Regions from separate parts of the Homo sapiens genome. Here region 1 is linked to region 2. The links are chromatin contacts, found by Hi-C or POLR2A ChIA-PET in ENCODE. All regions are on one chromosome and are shown on one strand. Each heading gives the region's core, a stretch centred on a gene start or an enhancer-like site at or near the end of the contact. The rest is flanking DNA. Distances are from core to core; before and after follow the strand shown. Region 1 has its middle 110 kb from the start of SHH. Region 2 holds the start of SHH (sonic hedgehog signaling molecule).

Region 1 (7,155 bases), core at 2,635-5,134, 110 kb before region 2:
TCCGACGAGGAAGTCAAAGCCTAGTAGGTGGAGATGCCCAGGCTCACATGCTCCCCACGGGCCTGGCTCTTCCACTCAGCGAGTGTGACGCCCTCTCCCAGTTCTCCTCCTGCCCGGGTCCTTGCCACCTCCTGTGGGTCCTTCTTTGACCTGAAACTCACAGGAGCAGCACTCCCAGCTGGCCGCTGAATGTTCCTGTCCCCAGACCGAAGAGAACAGACCACCTGCCGCCTCATCCGGTCATCTCAGCGCAGGGAGCCGCTCTGCACTGACCACGTGCCTCCTTCCAATCCAACATGGTTTTCAGTGGAAGGTTAAATTATAGGTGCTGCCTTCTTAATGTTATCAAAAGTAACTATAGTCATTTAAAAAGCCAAGAAGTCAAACTTCCACCAATTAGTTAGGTAATTTGTTTCTTTAAGAGCCCCCACCATGAATTACCCATTAAATAAATATCTGATGCATTTACTGTGTCCTGCACCATCAAGCTGAAAGGGCAAATGAATGATAATTACACATAAATATACTCCAGTTCCATAGTACTCATTCCCAGGGTCGGATATAATTTACAAACCCCAGTGAGATTAACTCAGTAACCCTAGGCTCTCACCCATTTTCATGACAGGAAAGCTGAAGAGAATCAACAAGAAATATTTAGGTAGAAAACATGCCTTTTGGACTACTAAGAATCCCCAGTATCTCATTTATTTATTTTGAATCATTAATGCATGCTTACCATGCACCAGGGTTTCAGTTCGCAGCCCAGGGTTTTGACTTCCGATTGCCATTTGTCCTGGGCTATTGGGTTTATAGAGGATGAGGTTGTTCAGGAAAATAACTTGGGAAATGCTTGGTTAGATGCCAACGGCCCTTCTGAACTTCTGTGACATGAGTGTTCACCAAGAGCCATTTTAGGATGTTGTATTAGGCCATTCTTGCGTTGCTATAAAACAACACCGGGGCCAGGCACGGTGGCTCACACCTGTAATCCCAGCACTTTGGGAGGCCGAGGCGGGTGGATCACAAGGTCAAGAGATCGAGACCATCCTGGCCAACATGGTGAAACTGCATCTCTACTAAAAATACAAATATTAGCTGGGCGTGGTGACATGCCTGTAGTCCCAGTTAATTGGGAGGCTGAGGCACGAGAATTGCTTGAACCCAGGGGGCGGAGGTTGCAGTGAGCAGAGATCACGCCACTGCACTCTAGCCTGACAACAGAGCGGGATTCCGGAAAAAAAAAAAAAAAAAAAAAAAAAAACCTGAGACTGAGTGATTTATAAGAAAAGAGGTTTAATTGGCTCACAGTTCTGCAGACTGTACGGGGGCTTCTGCTTCTAGAGCGGCCTCAAGGAGCTCTTATTCATGGCAGAGGGGAAGGGGGAGCAGGCATCTTACATGGCAAATGCAGGAGTGAGAAAGAAGGGGGGAGAGTGCTACACACTCTTAAACAGACAGATCTCACGAGAACTCACTATCGCAAGAACTGCACGGAGAAGGAAATCCACCCCCATGACCCTCACCCCACTAGGCCCACCTCCAACACTGGAGATTACAATTTGACATGACACTTGCGGAAGGAACACAGATTCAAACCACATCAGATGTGGAAAGTTGACAGCGTGTGCCTGTGGTCCCAGCCACTCAGGAGGTTGAGGCAGGAGGATTGCTTGAGCCCAGGAGGTCAAGGCTGTAGTGAGCCATGATCACACAGCTACACTCCAGCCTGGGCAACAAAAAACAAAACAAAACAAAACAAAACAAAACAAAGTGGAAGAAATTCAAGAATATTCCCAAGAACAAAGATCCTAGTAATTTTTTTAACCAAGCTGGAATGTTTCATGAAAATGAAAACCTTTATTCTGCCTAATATCCTATCTTATTAACTTGATAGAAAATGTTTCACTTTTTCAGAAGAAAAAGCCCTTTTCTAAATGAGTCAATGTTTGCATGTTTTCTAATTAATTTAAACCTCAGGGCCCTTCTCTTCTTAGAGGCTGCCTGGGACTTGGGATCCACCAGACGAGCATGGCCCTCATTGTTCCACTGCCTGCCCGTGGTGTGACTTTTTCGGCAAATCACCTCGTGTTTCCAGCCTGTGCTGTCTGATCTGTAGAATGGGGAGCATTGCAGCTGCCCCGCGGGGTTTGTTACGAGGAATGAAGATGGTGAGCTTGAAGCACACAAACCCTCAAGAAATGAGGCCTAAACCTTCCCAATGACACTCATCTCCAGGAGGAGCTCAGGGATTGGTCTCGATGTCCGTGAGTACCAGCCTGCCCGGGCATCGCAGCCGCCATCCACAAACACGAGCACAGCACAGACACACAGCAAATGTGCTTGTGAGTGATCCAAGCCCACACTGCCAATCTCCCACCACTGGATTAGGACATTTAAAGAATTGCTTCTCTTTGGAACTACAGTTTTCTCTTAGAACTCAAATGCAAAGAAAAGCCTCTCAGCATGGGGGTGGCACAGAAAATCTGCAACCCTGATTACTCTACGATGTACAGTTTTATTTCTACTGATGTTCACGTGAGCTTGGGAAACAAGATTTTAGCTTCAGTTCTCAAATAATTAGAAGATGTCAGCCAGGCATGGTGGCTCACGCCTGTAATCCCAACACTTTGGGAGCCCAAGGTGGGTGGATAGCCTGACGTCAGGAGTTTGAGACCAGCCTGGCCAACATGGTGAAACCCCATCTCTACTAAAAGTACAAAGATTAACTGGGTGTGGTGGTGCCTGCCTGTAATCCCAGCTACTCAGGAGGCTGAGGCAGGAGAATCACTTGAACCCCCACTAGGCAGAGGTTGTAGTGAGCTGAGATCGAGCCACCGCACTCCAGCCTGGGTGACAAGAGTGAGACTCCATCTCAAAAAAAAAAAAAAGGAAAAAAGAAGATGTCCTCTCTAGGTGGAAAGGGCAGTGAGCCTGCCTTCTTGCCTTTGTAGCATAGTGAAGAATGGGATGTTCAACTTGTCACTTAATCGCTTCAGGTTGCGGCTTTTAATCTATTAAATAGAGACATTCACAGAACAGTTGCAAAGGATTAATGAGATAATATTTGTAAAGCGATTGGAGATAACATGATGAAAAGCACATATAAATACAGAGTATTACTATTAAGTCTCTAAAGAATAATAAAATGCATAATGACACGTCTGTGGTAATCTATACTTAATTATGTAATTTTCTAATACCCAGAAGGTATGCACAAGCCTAGATGAGTAAATGGCATTGCATGGCATTCATTTCATGAGGTCACTGGCCATTAAAGTTTAATCATGTCCCATTAAAAAATAAAGACTTCTGTTTTCACTCTTTCCCAATACTTACTAATACGTGCGTGTGGTAAGGTATGAAGTCATATCGATTTTTTAAAGAGAGAGAGGTTTCATATCAGGCTTAGCCAACTCTCTCCACCCATTCCCCATAAGCACCTGCCAGGCCATCACAAATGCCAGAGGCGGGGTCCCCGTCTTCCCTGGCTGGTGCTCCGGCTGGGCAGTGAAGACCAGCCTATGTGAAGGATGGTGACGGACAGGCGCTGCACAATGCCCTGTCGGGCTGCAGAGCCCGTCTTTCAGAGCTGGGATCGGGAAGCAGCAGTAGCAGCCTCGTGAGGTCGGGGATTTGATTCCTGTCCTGTGCCCAGAGCCTCAACGCTGGTATGTAGGGAGCGCCCCACAGGCATTTTTGGACACACAGCTGAGTGACTGCATGAATGAGGCCCCGCTGAACCGAGGAACGCTCCCGGAGGAAAGGGCCCTGGGAGCCCCTGCAGGAGGGCTGAGCTGGCCAGGGAGGGCCCCCGTCACCAGGAGCAAGGCCCAGAGGGAGTCAGCGTGGTGCGGCCAGGGAAGAAAACCGGTTTGGCTGCTTCACACAGAGCCAGGGAGACGCTGGTGAATCACAGAGGGAGGCCCACCCAGCGGCCTTGCAAGCCTGGCTGTTCTTAGCTCCAACGCCTCTAAGAGTCCTTTTGCCCAAATTTCAGACCCAAGAAAGAACAAAACTGCATAGATCCGCCATCTCACCATATCTTCTCCTTCCACGGCTTCTGGCCACCGCAGTGCACACAGATACCAGGTGTCGGGCCTAGAAAACAACAAGTGCTTCCAAATGGAGCCCATGGGGCCTGCAGGACCCCCAATGGCAGCCGCAGCGACCACGGGCGGACCCACCGTGAGACAAACAGCCCCAGCCAGCAAAACAACCAGAGGAGGCCTCCCTGGGCACTGCAATGATCACAGGCTTTCTGGGTTTCTCAGGAGGACCACTGGGTGCAGCTGAGGGTACCCGACGTCCCGTAGCTAGCCAGTGAATTCAACAGGTGGTGAGCCCGACCGTCTGGAGTCAGACTCTGAGTCTGACCCTCACCCACCGGGGACCTGGGACAAATCATGAAATGGGTGAGGCCTCTAAAGCACCAGCTTCATCTACCCAATGGCCTCCTGCAATGCCCAGGCCATGCATATGGAAACTCAAAGCTGCCCCAGGTGGCACTGGCCACAAGGATTAAGGGGCGGTGGACAGAGCACACACAGGGCAGGCAGCATTTGGGTGCACAGCTTTGTACAAATCACTCAACTGCTCCAAGCCTCAGTTTTTCCACGCATGAGATGAGATTGTTGGATGAGTTTAGTGGCTCCCCAAGTCGCAGTCCGTGAACCAACTGCATCACAATTGCCCGGGACTCCCATTTCTAATGCTGATGGCCAGGCCCCACTTCAGACTGGCAGGGCCCAGAATCAGCAGCTGGAATGCTGTTCCCAGTTCCTGGTGATGGATGCACAGGCAGCTGGGTTTGGAAACCAACGGGCCATGTCCCTCCCTGCTCTGAGCCCAGGGTCTCATACACCATAGCAGGTGCAGCTGAGGTGTAGAGCTCAGTGAGGGGTGGCTACAGGCAGGTACCCACCAACCTAAAAGCTGCAGCTGGCTCAGTGGGTCCCCACCAACCTAAAAGCTGCCCCTTGCAGGGCTATCTGTTGGCTTCTTCCTTGACACAATGGGCTGTTGGTACCATCCATGCTGTTCATGCCACGCTGCACAAAGGGTCCCTCAGGGGCCGCAAGTCCAAGCTGCTCTGGGGCCACTACGGCCTCAGATCCCGGGAAGAAGCGTGGGGTCTGCCCCCACCCAGCATCAGCTCCTTCTGTGCACCACTATCCGCTTCGATTTGTGCTCTGGAAGGAAGTCCAGCAACTGGAGTTAGGCCTGGTCTTTTCTCGGAGAACAGATGCCCCTCCTCCCAGCCCCCTCAGCTTCCCCCTACCCCCGCCCCGCCAAAGCTCTACTCATCCTTCTTTCCAGACCTCGTTGTTGATGCCCTACTCTATGCAAGGCCCGGGCAGGCACGGGGGCAGACACCAAAGCTCCATGAAGCTAAGTGAGCTGCATCTCCACATATCCTGGTTTCTAAAACGCTGATGTGATTGAAGCAGGTAAATTTACACGCTTGGCTCTCCTAAAGAATGCAGTAGAGCTCCTGGAGCTTCCCAGGTGGAGGGGGCACCTGCTGATATGACCAGGGCATCTTTCGACCATGAGGGCATCCTACGTGGTATGACCTGGTGATGGGGGGCACCTGGTGATATGACCCAGGCATCTTTTGACCATGAAGGCATCCTATGTGAACAATGCCCCTGGGGAGGGTGGCTTCTCCACCTGCACTGGAGCAGGACCACACTGGGCCATCAGGGCACCGGGTCCCCCCCAGCAGCCCTAGCCCACACCGCGACTCCCCTGGCTGAACCCCGATGGCCACACGTCTCTGTGGCCCCTCAGTCCTGAACAAGCAAAGCATCCCTCAGCCCCGCCTGGGCATTTGTCTTCTCTCAGGCAGGTGGAGCGTGCCGCGGACAGCATAGTGCAGCCTTCACAAGATGAAGCACAATTTTGAAGAGAAAGGGAAACTAGGTCTGGACGACACCCTACCAGGAAATTTTTCTCTCAAGGGTCTCAGATCCTCAGACAAAAATAAGCAGCATGAGATCAAAGTTAGGGGAGTTCTTCCACCCCCACCTCAGGCCTGGATTCAGGATGTTTTGTTACATTCAGGTTCATTTTTATTGCAACGCATCCCTGGAAAGTCATCACCAAATAAAGAATGACACAGACCCCACACCCATGGATGGAGCAGGACGGCAGGGGGAGGCCTGAGCAACGCTTCTGGGACTGTCTCAGGTTCCAGGAATCCTTTTCCGGGGGGTTTTCACCAAAGCCCTGAGGCCCACCCCTGCTGCCGCCTCCTGGCTGGGAGCTGCTGCCCCCTCTAAGGTGATACCCCAGTCTGCAGGGGCGAGACCTGCTCTCCCAGCCTCTCCTGCCCCGAGCCTGCACCCAGGCCCTCAGGCTGCTATGTGGGGCTGGCCACTGGGGACACAGGCAGGACCCTGGGGGTGGGGAGGCCACGATCACAGCGGCCCTGTGGCGGTGGCTGCAGCCTCAGCAGCACAGCCCCACATCCATCGCTGCCCTCGCCAGGCCCTATGACCCCGTCCTTGCCAGGCCCTATGACCCTGATAACCCCATCCAGACTTGGCTCCTGCCCTCCACCCTGCTGCTCCCACATCCCACAGGGGCTTGGAGGGTCCCATGCTGGCCTCTGCAGGGCCCCCCACCCTAAACTCTTAGCCCTGAGTGACACTCCATCTCCCGCGGGACCCTGCCCAAGGCAGTCAGTGGTCACTGGCGCCTTTGACTCCCTCCCACAAAGTTTTCCTGGAACACGCCAAGCCGTGGTGACCTTTCTCCTCTAAAGCCTCGTGTGTTTATCTTGGAACTCAGAGCCACCGCGTGCTGCTGTCTGGTGCATGACTGTACACCCCGGGGCCCAGTGATCTCACCAGCTCCTCTGAGATCACGTTTGCATCCTCAATGCATAGTTCAGTATCCGGCGTGGCCAGTGCTACACACACACACACACACACACACACGCACACACACATGCACCAAAAAAAACACACAATGCACACACAAACACACACCACACACACAATGCATGCAGAAACACACACACTACACACAATGCACACTCAAACACACATGCACACATGCCACACACCATGCACACACAAACACACACACAAACACACTACAAACACATGCAAAATGCACACACAAACACACCACACACAGACACACACAAAA
Region 2 (7,149 bases), core at 1,790-4,289:
GCCTCCCGACCTGGGACTGCGGGGATTTCCCAAACCGGCCAAGCCCGAGCCGAAGGCAGAGTGAGGAGGCCATCTAGCGGCAGGGGCCGGAAGGAGGGGCAGGGGCAGTGCCCAGGAGGGAGCCTGGGGGCTGGGGCAGAAGAGGAGGCAGCTTCTGTCCTCAGCAGGGATGCTGGGCAAGGGGTGGAGGTGGGGGAGGGTGGGGGAGGGAAAGCTGGAGGAAGGAGCGAGGGAGGGATGCGCGTGACCCCAAGGAAGAGAGGCAGAGCCCAGGTAGATGAATAACGGAGCCCCAGCATGTCCGGATGTCTGGCCTTGTCAGGGAGGCTGGTGTTTGGAGCCTCTGCTGGTGCGGGGAGGGGGCCAAATGGTCTGGGGGGGGGGGGGAAGGCAAAGAGATAGAGCCACCTGGCCTCTGGAGGGGAAGGCAGTGCTGGGCCGTGGGGAGCAGGTGGGATGGAAGGACAGGGAGTGAAGGGCGGGAGGGCAGAGCAGCAGCTTCTCTGGGGGGCTCAGTCAGCAGCCTGGTCTATAACTGGGATTGCTTTCTGCGCCGAGCTCCCCTCAACCCATGCAGGGGGCAGGCCCTCTGAACTTAGGCGTGGGGGCAGGCTTTCTGGCCCATCATTATTTCACTCTGGAGGATCGGCCAGTCTACAAGGGGGGCGGCCCCTGAGGTGCTCTCCAGGGTGTCTAGGGCTGTCTGGAGATGGAGGGGAGGGAGGGGGCCTCACGCCATCCCTTAGGGCAGGGAGGTTTCAGGAAATGCCCTGAGTCACCCAAGCTCAATGCCAAGCCACGTCTTCTCCCTGCGCTCTGCTAAGAGGGAGCTGACCGCACCTGGGGGCACCCCACGTCCAGCTGTGCCCACAAGGAACTCTGTGCAGCTCAGGCTTTTGCTTCCAAAAGCACACCCCACCCACCCTGCCCCTTGCAGAGGTGAGCTGTGTGCACATGCCACCTCCCGGCAGGGCTGCACACCCAATCTCTCAGGCCCCAGGGTGGCAACCCGTGTGGGGGGCCTTCTGCCTGCATTTGGAAGGGAGTAAGTAGCGGGGAAAGACAGGGGGAGGAGGAGGGACTGGGGCAAGAGGAGATGCCAAGGGTGGAAGGCAGGGCAGTCAAAAGTTTGCAAATGTCCCACTGGGCCAGGTCGCTGGTCCAGCCCAGGCACCACCCAGTGATGTGACATCCACATGCTGTGCAGGTAGACACATCAAACAGGCCGGCCTCCTCTGGAGAGAACACGGGTCCTGTTTTGTGTCTGTTTTTACTGGGAACGGGACAGGCAGCGCAGACACACCGCCTGGAGAATCCCTGGGCTCAGCTGAGCTCCAGCTCCGCTCAGTGGAGGCTGCCGGGGCCTGGTCAAGTGGACGCTGCTCCCCCACGGTGCTCTCCTCCAGGGATCACGATTCGTCACAAACCATGGAAAGGAACAAGAAAGAGAGGCGGGAAGGGGAGCCCGGGTCAACCTCCCCAAAGGCACCCAGGCCACCGAGTCTTGTTAACGCTCAGCCTCTCATGCCCAAGACAGATGTGTCCTAAGATGCTCCTCTCCTTCTCTCCCCCACCACACACACAAAAAGTTGATCTGCAAAGGGAACTTCTGGAAACTTCCATCGTTTGAGGGCTGAGCTTCACAGGGGTCCTCTCCCCCTCCACTCCAAGGGCCCGGGGTCAAGGGAGAGTGTTTAACTTCACAGGGCCACATTTGCAGCATCTGATGACTCCTCAGGGTCAGGATTTCCCCTCCACGTAAATAACCCTCACTCTCTAATCCTATGCTAGAGGAATCATTGCACATGAGTGGGATGGCGATTGAGAAGGGGAAGGGCATGATCTGTTTTTTTTTTTTTAAAAAAAAAAAGAAAAGCAGGGTTGAGAGGGAGCTTCAAATTTTATTTTCCTGGTTTACTTAGGACTTTTGAGTTTTTTTCCTTTTTCTGCAAAAAGTGAGGTGATTATAGACTCAAAGATTGCCACCTCCTGGGCACTGTGCCCTCTTTCTAGGAAGCCCCTCGTTAACCAGAACACTGTTCCCCCAGGGCCCCTGACCCCTTGGGCTGCAGCCCCTAGGACTGGTGGCTCCTGTGCCTGAAGACTGCTGGCCTGCTGAGCCCCCACACAAGGCCAGCTTTGCAAGGAGCCTGAATTCCACATTCAGCTCACCCCTGGCTCTGCACTTTGCTCTGATCGATCGTGGGGGTTGTGTGAGCACAGCTTCGCCCACTCGCCTGCCCCCCCCCCAACACCCTGCAATGGCCTCCACACACCCAGCGCACACACTGGCCCCCACTCTCTCCCCTGTGCTGGGGTGCAGCCCCCAGACCTGCTTTGCCCATCCACCCTGACGCCCGCAGTTCACTCTGTAACTGCCCTTGAGCACGCCTCCATCCCATTTGCAGAGCTCTACAAAAAAAAAAATGTATTAATTGAAGCACAATAAAAGAGCAGTATTTTTACATTTTTCTAAGGCACTTAAAGCATTTCAAATACCAGTGCTTTAAGTTATGGTCACTCATAATTATCCTCGGTCCACAGAGGCTGAGTCTTCAGGAGGGGCTCAGTCCTCTTTCTTCAAAATGCAGGGAGAGCCAGCCTGCACTATAAAGTCCCTGGGGAAGAAAAATTAAATAACAGCTGGGCAGCTGTGCCCCTCAAATGTGTGAGCGACTCTGTGCTTGATGACTGAAGCTTGCGGGGGTTTAAACTGTCCTTTAAAAACTTAAGTTGGTTTTAACTGAAGCACCTACCATTCCAGGGAAAGTCAGGGGGAAACGCAAGGATGTACACAAAGCCGGGAGTAACTGCTGTTACCACAAGACATGCGCTCCTCCCTCCCGCCCACCTTTATCTTAGGAAAGATTTTTTTTTTTTTAACTCGAATCCTTCAGGTGAAAATAAAGCAACAGCAGCAACAGAAAAAAAAAACGTAGTCTTCTTCAGGGTTAACATCAGAAGACAAGCTTGTGCGGCTTTGGCCAATCAGATGCGCCCCTGGCAGCTATAATATAGTGCTAAAGGCAGCCTCTCTCACAAGCTCTCCAGGCTTGCTACCATTTAAAATCAGACTCTTTTTGTCTTTTGATTGCTGTCTCGCGACCCAACTCCGATGTGTTCCGTTATCAGCGGCCGGCAGCCTGCCATTCCAGCCCCTGTCTGGGTGGGGAGCGGTGGAGAGTCCCCCGCAGCCGCGGCGGGCAAGGTTATATAGGAAGAGAAAGAGCGAGGCAGCCAGCGAGGGAGAGAGCGAGCGGGCGAGCCGGAGCGAGGAAGGGAAAGCGCAAGAGAGAGCGCACACGCACACACCCGCCGCGCGCACTCGCGCACGGACCCGCACGGGGACAGCTCGGAAGTCATCAGTTCCATGGGCGAGATGCTGCTGCTGGCGAGATGTCTGCTGCTAGTCCTCGTCTCCTCGCTGCTGGTATGCTCGGGACTGGCGTGCGGACCGGGCAGGGGGTTCGGGAAGAGGAGGCACCCCAAAAAGCTGACCCCTTTAGCCTACAAGCAGTTTATCCCCAATGTGGCCGAGAAGACCCTAGGCGCCAGCGGAAGGTATGAAGGGAAGATCTCCAGAAACTCCGAGCGATTTAAGGAACTCACCCCCAATTACAACCCCGACATCATATTTAAGGATGAAGAAAACACCGGAGCGGACAGGCTGATGACTCAGGTAGGAACCCAGCGCCGGGGCGTGGAATGTGTGGCTTTCCAGGGGGTTACGAGAAGCCGAACACTTCCAGACTTAACTCTGTTTGCTCTTCGGGCAGATAGGAAGGTGATTTCACCCGCTCCTTCCCCACCCACCTGCCCGCCCCCCATCTCTTCCTCTTCCTGGAGGAGAATGGAGGTCAAGGGTCCAGCTGGAGAAGTTTAGGGTGTGGTGGGGGTGAGGACGGTAACAGACGTGGTTCATTATGGCCCTGATTTGATGAGTCTTGCTACAATGGCCTTCCCCATCCTACCTCTGCCCTGGCTTGTAACTTGGGGAGACCTTCACTTTGGGGGCGTCGGCCCTTTCCAAGTCAGGAGTGGAAATGGAAGGAGAGGCTGGGAATCCCCCTCCCACAAACATGAAGTGGTCTCCTGGTACTGTACGAACGAACGAACGTAGCCTTGGGCATTGGAGCTCAGAGCCCCCACGTTTCCCGTTGCCTCTGTGGTTTTCTTTCCCACCACTACCCCCACCCTGCACCTCCCCACCAAAGAATTCTCAACTGGAAAAGCCAGGAGGCGGTTCTGACAAAAGGCAGGGGCTCCAGGGGAGACTCCGCCCGTCCCTGGGTGGCTGGCTGTATCGCAGAGCTGGCTTTGCGATTGCGTGTCCGCAATTGTGCCCATCAGAGTGTGAATGTATTGATATTTCTTTAAGGATGCTCTTTCGTTCTTCCAAGCCCGAGGTACCTTAGGGGAGGGACTTAGAACTTATTGGCATTGCATCACTTTAGTTTTCAACCTGCTTGCATAAGAATTAAGAGCGAATAAATATTAGTGTGGGGGGAGGGGAAGCTAAGCAAAATATGAATTCCTCTCTCTCTCCCCACCTCCTTTGAGATTTCTGAGCTGCCAATCTCCCAGCCAATTCTAGACTTTCTGAAACTCCATGCACGTATAACTGAAGCCAGAAATGGGTTTCCTTGCAAATATAGGTCAACATCCTTTTTATTGCCCTATTAAAATATTCAAGTCCTACCTTTAGGGCTAGGTGCGTACAGCGGCTGATGGAGTGGCGCTGGTGGGGCGCAAGTGCAGGGGGAGGGTACTGACGGCAGAGAGAGAGGAGCTACCTCCGTGCCGCCCTGCTTCCCGACCCGATTCCCAGGCTTGCTTGAGGCCGAGAAAGGCGAGGGGCAGGCAAGGTAGCCTGCTCCAGCTGTCGGAAGGGAGAGGAATGGGAAATGGTCCTGATTTCCTTGCTCTCCCTCATCTGCTCCCGACCACCTTAAATCTGGACCGCGAGTGTGGACGCGCGCGCCAGTGCCAGACAGCAGCGCGATCCACAATTAACTCTGCACGGGCCATGGGGTGCCCGTTGCGTGCAGCTGGCTGGAGGGAGTTCTCCGGCTAGCCCGAGGCGCCCATCCTCTCGTCACCCTCACTCCCCGCGGAGGAGGGGCCTTGCCAGGGTCCCTCGGAACCCGAGAGGAGGGAGGCACTGCGGAGAGAGCGGCGGGGGCGTGGATACCCGAGGTCCCAGAGCCAGAGTGGGTCAGCTTCTGCCCTGCTCTGCGGGAGGCCAATACCGCAGAAGGGGTCCTGGGCTCGCACACCTTCCCAGGGCTTGGGCCTTGCAGCCCTGCTGCAAAGCTGCAAGCGCACAGAGCCGCGCAGCGAGGCAGACGCCTGCAGCCCCACTTACTCCCGGGTTATCGATCCCCCGCGGCTAGGGTTTCAGTGCGCGAGGGGCTGGGCTGGAGCCGCCGGGCTCTGCTGCTCCACGCGCGGGAGCGCAGGCACCGCAGGAGCTAACAGCAGCGCCGGGCTCGCTGTAGTGTCCCCGGCGGCGGGGGCGCGGAGATGGGGGCGCCCGCGCAGGGGCCGGGGCGCATCGCGGGCTCCGCCGGCCTGCCCTGGGACGCGCCCCCATCCCCAGTCCGCCGCCTGCCTGGCCTCTAGGCCTCCGCGTCCCAGCCGGAGCCCCCAGCCCGGGGGCCTCCCCCCGACCCCCGTCCGCCCTGCCGGGGGACGCAGGGCCCAGCGGCCCCGCGCCCGGCCACTCTCGCCGCCGCGCGCACAGGCAGCATTTGAACTTCTGACCTTCTGTCAACTTCCCTCAGACGAACGAAACGAAAACAAATACTTTTTTCCTTGGGCAGTGGCTATTCCCGTTCCCAACACAAAAGGAGGGGGAAGGACGGCCCAAGTGGGGGTTGGGTGAGGAGAGCCAGGCCGGGATTATCAGGCAGACCCCACAAAGGTCCCCTAAAACCGAGGGGGGTAGGGGCTGGCAGTCTGTGAGGTATCCCCGGTTGATCCCTCCCCTACCTTCCTTCTCCCGATTCCAGGAGTTAAGGGTGGGGGAGGAAGGGATGGGGAAGGCGGAGGCTCGGGTGCTGAGGGCAGGGGCGGGGTGCAGGAGGCGGCAGGGGAGCCCCAGGCCGGCGGGAGGTTTGGGGAGCCTGCTCGGCCGCCCTCATTTTAAATAACCACCTAGGCTCTGCCCCAGGTGCGTGACCCTCTTCTTCTGTCTCCCTCCCTGTCTCTGGGTCTCTAATGTGACTGCCGCCCAAGTCCCTCAACCATGGCGAGATCGTCCCCAGTGGAACTTTCGGAGCAGTTCCGGAACGCAGGAGCTGCCGGTTAATATTAACCCGGGAGAGGAAAGCGCAGACAGACACGCTCTCCCCGCGCGGGCCTAGGTGCCAGGCGAGGGTGCTGGCGGCCAGGGGGCTCCTAAGGGGCAGGAGGCCAGAGGGCCGGATCTGAAGCCTGGAGTGGGGTCCCGAGCCGCTACACTAAATAGATTTAATGTGCGCTCTGGGGCCGCCAGGAAAGACGCTCAGGTATGGGGTTGGGGAGGGGCTGTTCCACCAAGCTTGGGGGAAAGGACAGTGGAGAGAGGTGCGTTTAGGGGCTGGGGCTGTCTTGAAGCTGGGACGCCCCCGCCCCCGCGCTGGGGGAAGCCCACCGGCTGCTGGCGGTGACACTCGCCGGCGCGGCTCGCAGATCAGGGAGGTAGGCGGGAGCTCAGGCGTGGGGAACAACTTGGCCTCCGCCGACACAAAGCCCGGCCCCGGCGGCCCTGCTGGGCTTCACGGTGGCTGCACAGAGTCGGGCTTGATTCGCGGCACACGACCCAATGAATTAATAACCGGCCTGGGCTTCCCGGCTTTGCCTGCGACAATCCCGCCCAGCGCGGGCGGAGGAGAGGCCGCCAGCCGAGGCCGCGCGGAGCCCGGGCCGGAGGAGGGCGCAAGGGGCGGGGGCGCCAACTCCAGCAACCCTCGGCCTCCGCCCCTCACTCGCGCAGCCACCTCCCGTCGCGGCCCGGCTGGACCCGGGTCTCCCTGCCCGGGGTCCTCCATGCCTGCCCAAGTGGCGCAGCTCACAGAGCTGGGGGCCAGGTCATCCTCACCCTGCCGCCCTCTCCCTGGCTGCCCTCCTGGGAAGCTGTTTAAAGCTTCTTCGGCACAGCCCCAGGGG

The links. Hi-C counts contacts between places; a loop is a spot of excess contacts on that map. ChIA-PET counts read pairs that join two places held with the same protein, here RNA polymerase II (POLR2A). Pooled maps may share reads with other maps.
Region 1: a loop to region 2 is called in a map of Calu3, with 6 times the contacts of the local background. The contact joins the enhancer-like site here to the promoter of SHH in region 2. A Hi-C loop is called at or near these places in 1 of 168 maps with a recorded cell type or tissue (Calu3) and 1 of 50 pooled maps. POLR2A ChIA-PET finds 5 or more read pairs at or near these places in 1 of 52 experiments (MCF 10A).

What each region holds. Positions count from the first base shown.
Region 1 is chr7:155,918,865-155,926,019 of GRCh38, reverse strand. No RefSeq gene overlaps it. Among named protein-coding and RNA genes, the nearest start is that of SHH, 110 kb to the right of the region's middle. Within about 2 kb of position 3,884, at least 7 of the 41 ENCODE cell types and tissues checked have a DNase peak (open chromatin) inside an H3K27ac peak, as active enhancers do.
Region 2 is chr7:155,808,353-155,815,501 of GRCh38, reverse strand. SHH (sonic hedgehog signaling molecule) reads left to right here and starts at 3,039. Exons shown (of 3, transcript NM_000193.4): 1 at 3,039-3,679. The coding sequence starts at 3,380. RefSeq lists an enhancer at 96-739.